Regions from separate parts of the Homo sapiens genome. Here region 1 is linked to region 2. A link is a loop called in an ENCODE intact Hi-C map of the cell type or tissue named here. Cell type or tissue: dorsolateral prefrontal cortex. All regions are shown on one strand. Links, peaks and the distances in the headings refer to the core of each region. The heading gives the core; the rest is flanking DNA. Region 1 has its middle 5.7 kb from the start of DBR1. Region 2 overlaps NME9 (NME/NM23 family member 9).

The links. Peaks named below come from ENCODE experiments on the same cell type or tissue, not always from the same donor. Only the 100,000 strongest peaks of a DNase experiment are listed, where the experiment ranks them.
Region 1: it touches region 2 in a loop (2.3-fold over the local background); 4 of 110 quality-filtered maps call a loop at or near these places.

The regions. Positions count from the first base shown.
Region 1 is chr3:138,179,176-138,182,096 of GRCh38, forward strand. No RefSeq gene overlaps it. Among named protein-coding and RNA genes, the nearest start is that of DBR1, 5.7 kb to the left of the region's middle. In dorsolateral prefrontal cortex, for the core only: a CTCF peak has its summit at 1,646 (motif pointing right); a DNase peak (open chromatin) is centred at 1,628.
Region 2 is chr3:138,302,152-138,305,072 of GRCh38, forward strand. It overlaps NME9 (NME/NM23 family member 9), which reads right to left. Exons shown (of 11, transcript NM_001349018.2): 9 at 2,722-2,876; 10 at 1,356-1,492. Among named protein-coding and RNA genes, the nearest start is that of NME9, 26 kb to the right of the region's middle. In dorsolateral prefrontal cortex, for the core only: no CTCF peak of the experiment used is centred there; a DNase peak (open chromatin) is centred at 1,476; H3K4me3 peaks cover 1,810 bases; H3K27ac peaks cover 2,500 bases.

The DNA.
Region 1 (2,921 bases), core at 193-2,692, 120 kb before region 2:
TATTTCTGATTAGTTTTAAATATTTTATTTTCCTTCTGTATAGATTTTGTTGAAATATAATAGAACAATGGATGCTTTTTACATTGTTAAATTTAACTTTTGCATTTTATTTTTAATCTATGGGAATTGTTTTCCTCTAGATCTTTTTTCTCCATGTAAAAAATTTTAATTAAGGTATAGCTTACTTAAAGTAACATAAATAACATTTTAAGTGCACAGTGTGATGATGCACATATGACAACCACCCATATCAAGATATAAAATATTTCCAGGCCAGCCATGGTGGCTCATGCCTATAAACTCAGCATTTTAGGAGGTCAAGGCAGGAGAATTGCTTGAGGCCAGGAGTTTGAGAACACCCTGGCAACATAATGAGAACCCTTTACAAAAAAATTAGAAAGAAAACATTAGCTAGGTGTGATGGTGGGTGCCTGTGTCCCTAGCTATTCAGGAGGCTGAGGTAGGAGAATCACTTGAGCCGGGGAGGTCAAGACTGTAGTGAGCCATGATCATGCCACTGCACTCCAACCTGGGTGACAGAACGAGACCCTGTCTTAAAAAAAAAAAAAGAGAGATTTACCAGAAAAAAAAAAAAACATTATTAGGGCAATTGACAAAATCTGAATAAGATCTGCAAATTAGATAGAAGGATATTAGCATTAATTTCCCAATTTTGATCATTTCACTGGTGTTATATAAAGGAATTCCTTGTTTTCAGGAAACACACACTGAAATATTTAGGTGTAAATGGACATCATTTCTGAAACTTATTCTCAAATTACATATATATATATAAGTAAAGATATATATATATCTTTACTTCTCTGCTCATACCTGTATTGCAGGGGCTAGAAGCTAAGGAACCACATTTTTTGGATTCCCTTGCCACCTTAGTTCTGGATTAGGTTTTACAAGTGGGAGGCACTTGTGTGAGATTAGGAGGTAGAGGAAAGGTAAAAGCTGTTTCTTTTCTGTCTCTGGCAACTGTGGTAGCAGCAGACAAGCCTGACCTTCTCAGTGGCAGCCAGCACCCTAAGCTCCTTCAGTGGTGATGAACGTTCTGCAGCTCCTGATCTCAAGTAAAATAAACCCTGCCTGTTTGCAACTTTAGGTCTTCCAATAACTTGTCATCTTTTTGTTTAAAAAACTTAGAAGGGATTCTGTTTTCCTGTATGATATGCCAGTCAAGATGTTATTCATGTAAAAGGCAGCAAGCAGATGTTTTTGACCACTGAAAAGAACTCCAGGGAGACAACACTCATGGACCCTTCCTAAAAAAAAAGACTATAATGAAATCCAGCCAAATAAGAGGTGAATAAAAATAAGAATTCAGGAAGGAAGAATTGTGTTTAAAAGATGGATGATTAAAAATGGAGCAGTGTAAAGGGACAGGAAATGTTGCAGAGTAGTTAATACAAGGTAGTTCAGGAAGGCCTTGCTGTTAGGGTGACATATTGAGCAGAAACCTGCATGAAATAAGGGAGTGCACTATGGTGTATTTGGGCAATGGGTTTTCAAATTCGCTTATAAGTAAAGTGTTAACAAACATCAGGAAAAACATTCATCATTGCTATCCATATCTTATAATTGAACTAAGTGATTATGGCACCTATTACCACCTGATGGCAGCACGCTACAAGAAAGCTGAGAGACAGAGACCTATGCCTGATGCAGTAAAACTGTAGTCAGTAATTGTACAGAAAAGCAAACATCACAGACAGATAAAAGAGTCCTGTGGTGTCTCTAATCTCTGAACTTATCAGAAATTTGGTAGACTTTCTGATTTTAGCAGGAAAAAAACAAGGAATATCTCCTGTGTATAGGTTTTATGGCTTCCAAATTATGTTCCTGTATTGTTAAGTGGTAAAAAGATCAGATCTGTTTTGTGTAATTTGTTATTATTGCTTCCCCATTTGAAATGCATCTGCCTAATGTGGTCACCCTTGCTTGAGGGAAGTAGGGGAGCCTTTCTATTACCTGGGCAATCCAGAAGGTCATATAACCATCAAAGATGGGCTGATAGTATATAGAGTGTTTCTTCTTCACCTATAAATAATTGGGGCTCTTGTCCTAATATGATTTTGGACAATCTGCCAGTGTTTCCACATCTATATCCAGGGAAGTAGTATCTTAATTGTTCGATTAGACAAATGTTCACGGATGAGCCATGATCTGTGTGGAATAGCATGCAGGGCTTTGCCTGCTTCATTCCTATTTACACTTCAGGTCAGAGCTTGGGTGCCAGCTCTACCATAAGGCCCTCCTATGATCTCAGTTCTGGTGAGGTTTCTCTCCTATGTACTCCCTTGGCCCCACACCCTCTCACTTACCACCCTACAGTGTAGTGACTTGTTAGCTTGACTCTCTACTTCTTGCCTGAAAGCTCTGTGAAAACAGGGAATATATCCATCTTGTTCATAATTGTATTCCACTCCTGGGCATTGTGCCTGGCACATAGTAGGTACCTAGTATATCTCTATCTATCTATCTATCTATCTATCATCTATCTATCTATGTTTTGTCAAATGAATAAATTTCCAGGATCCTTAGCTAGGTTCTCTTTTGTGAAATTCTTTTCATTATTAAAATAAATTAAAAGAGTTTCTTTTTCATTATTAAAGAAAAACAGTTGCTCAATCCACAGTGACTCAATTTTTTACACTTACATTTTTCATTGTGTATTTCCTAAAAACAAGGGCATTCTTTCCATGACAGCAGTACAATTATCAAAATCAATACATTAGCAATGATACCTTATCTACAGACTTTATTCAAATTTTTCCAATTTTCCCATTGATGTCCTTTATAGCAAAAGAAAAAAAAGTTTTCCCTTTTCTGAGATCCAATTACAGATCACAGGTTGCATTTAGCTGTCATATCATTTTGGTGTCCTTTAATCTGAAACAATTCCTCAGTTTTTC
Region 2 (2,921 bases), core at 148-2,647:
CTACAGTGGAGGCATATGCTGCTCCCCAAAGCTGAGAGACAGTGACATATCAGAATAAATGGGCAGAACAGCACCCCAGCCAGGCTGCCAGTGTCCAAAGGAGGCTGTGCACTTATTCCCAGGATGTGGTCTGCAGATAGCCCCTTTTCTTATCACCTGAGGCCAAAAAGTCAGTCTCATGATCTTCCAGCACTCCCAACAGCCCAGTGAGAACTTCCCAGCCACCTGCCACAGACTTGGCTCTGAGTTACAGCCATTTGCTTCCAATCACCACCCCCCATTCCCAAAAGCTTGAAGGTGCCCCACAACCCTGGACACATAAGGAAATGCATCATGGACTCTCTGAGGGCAGGTCCCAGAGGAAAGCTGGCCTGGAGTGTCAGTGGGTCTCTGATCCACATAGAGCCACACTTCCCAAGAGTTCCTGGCTCCCCAGCCTCTGTGGCACGCTCAGCTTGTTCCTCAGCTGGCAGTGGGAATAATTCTACTTCATAGAGCAGTGGCAAGTCCACCTATTTTGACTTGGCTGCATTTCAGATCTTGAGACCATGAGCATATCAAACATTTAGGCAAATATATTGATTAAAACCCAAACATTTAGACACACATTTCAGATGTGAATGTGACCTCCCGAGAATCCAACCCTCACATCCTTTGGGTTTTCCCAAAATAATCATCTCCCAGCCTCTTCCACTCATTTCATGCTCAAACCAGAGACATGTAATGCAGCAGTTCCACTGGTTGTGGGGTAGACTGAGTCACATGGGCTCCGGACCCCTTGGGGTTCTCACCCAGATTTGGAGGTGGCATTGCCACCTGGCATGCCTTTCCCAGAGGCTGTCCGAATGCTTCCCATGAAGGGAAGGTCCTAAACAACGGTCATGCATTGAAATGTGGTGTTGAGGGAGATGAAGTCACAGCAGGCTCCAGGTTGAGGGCCCTTCCGTATAGCTGCGTTTCTCAGTGAGCCCTTAGGGGCTTAACATGGAGTGTGTGGAGCAGGTCTGGCCTCTGACTGGCTTTGAGGTAGGCTTTCAGAAAGTTAATGAAATTTTCCCAATGGTTTCCACAGGGAAATGCAAATAAAGTACTTTTTGTAACAAAAATATGACTCCAAGATAAGCAGCAAAAAATTTAATGAGGTATTAAAAAGCAACACTGTTGCTCTATGAGAACACAAAACAGTTTAGTATTGATAATCAAGTTATATAATGACCTGTATTTTCAGAACAGGACTGTATTAGGTTGAAGACTTAGTTACCAAAAATTATCAATCCCCCACACACTCAAGCACATAGTTACAAATTCCTTGTATCTATGATTTAATAAAGACCAAGTCTGCCTTGATGACTTACCCTGAGGGGCTTCTGTATCTTTGTCTGAAAATTTCAAACTGGGGAAGAGCAATGCCAGTTCTCTGTCAGCATCTTCTCTGTCCCGGCTTCCATGGACGGCATTGAAGGGCATTTCTGTGCCGTACTGAGCTCGGAGACTGGGAACATTGGCAAAATGTAAAAGAAACAATTGTTTCATTTGAAAAGAAATGTTTTGCTTTCTGGCAACATGATCACCGACTACCAATCAGCACCCTGCATTCCTGTGAAATTGATTTCTCTGCAGGAAATACCAAGAACAGCAGCAATGATAATAGCAGCTGGCATTTATTTGGTCATGGCAGTGTGCTGGGCACATAGCTGGGTACTTTACCTACACGATCCCATTACATTTTCGCCACAGCTCTATGAGGGAGTCTACTGTTACCCCCATTTTAAAGATGCATGATTAATGGTGTAAGCACAGGAGCTGCCATTTTTTCGATATTACTACCAAAGGCTAGCACCATACCAAGTGCTTGATAAAGTTGTGCATAGTTATCCTTGCAATAACCTCGTAAGATAATATTGCTATGATTTCCTGTGTGTCAAGCACTACTCGGTGAGATATATACATGTATGTATACACAATCCTGATGGATGCTCATATCCCCGTTTTACAGTTGAGAGAACTCAGGCTGAGAAGAGACTTGCAGTGACCTAAGATCTGAATCCTGAGCTGGCTTTCACTAGCCCAGCCTGCCTCATATATAAATGTTCCTGGTCCCCTACACCTACAAAGTACAACTGCAGTTCCTTGGCTTCTCTAATTTCTTTCCTGTTGTCTGGGCCTGTCAGCTTCAAAGGCCAAGGTAAAGTGGATTTGGATTGCTGGCGCCAAGCTAAATACTCCCAAGTCCAAGGAGCAGGCCAAGCAAGCCCAGTGCAATGTGCAGAACAAGGTACTCAGACTCCCGAGGGCCTCAGACACCCTGATGGGGAGTAGGTTTGGATGGCATTGAGACTACAGTGCAGATTCTCAGGCCCTGGCCCAGAGTCTCTGATTGACAGGCTTGAATGGGGCCCTAGAATCTGTATGTTCCTGGGAGTACCCTGTGGAATCCTCTGGCCGAAAAGAGAAAACAGCGACTGAGGAATGAATCCAGAAGCAGCCTTCAGAAGAGGACAGAGCAGGAAGAGGAAGCAGCTTACAGGAGGCCCTCAGCAAAGGCTGAGGACTGGAACAGAGCGGGAAGATGTCAGGGTCTCCCCAAATATATAATAGAGAGCCTGGCCATCAGAGAGTCCTCTGTGTTACCCATGATTCTAGGCTGAACACTGAGTGGGACTCAGCCTCCTGGGATGCAGGTTTTAAGATGGATGAAAGGACCACAGCTGGTGACATCACCTTTCTGGCTGCTCCCTCCTGGCCACATTGGGGTCACGGGGGCCCATGACGGTTCGCCAGGTAGTGACCACGTCCTCGAAGCCCTCAGTCCTGGTGAGGATCAGGAGGTGGCTTGGTCCACTGCACATGTGATGTACCAGCTTCTCAAATGCCTCCTAGGCACAGGGAGGGAAAACAGTGACCAGGGCAGGAGCTGCTAG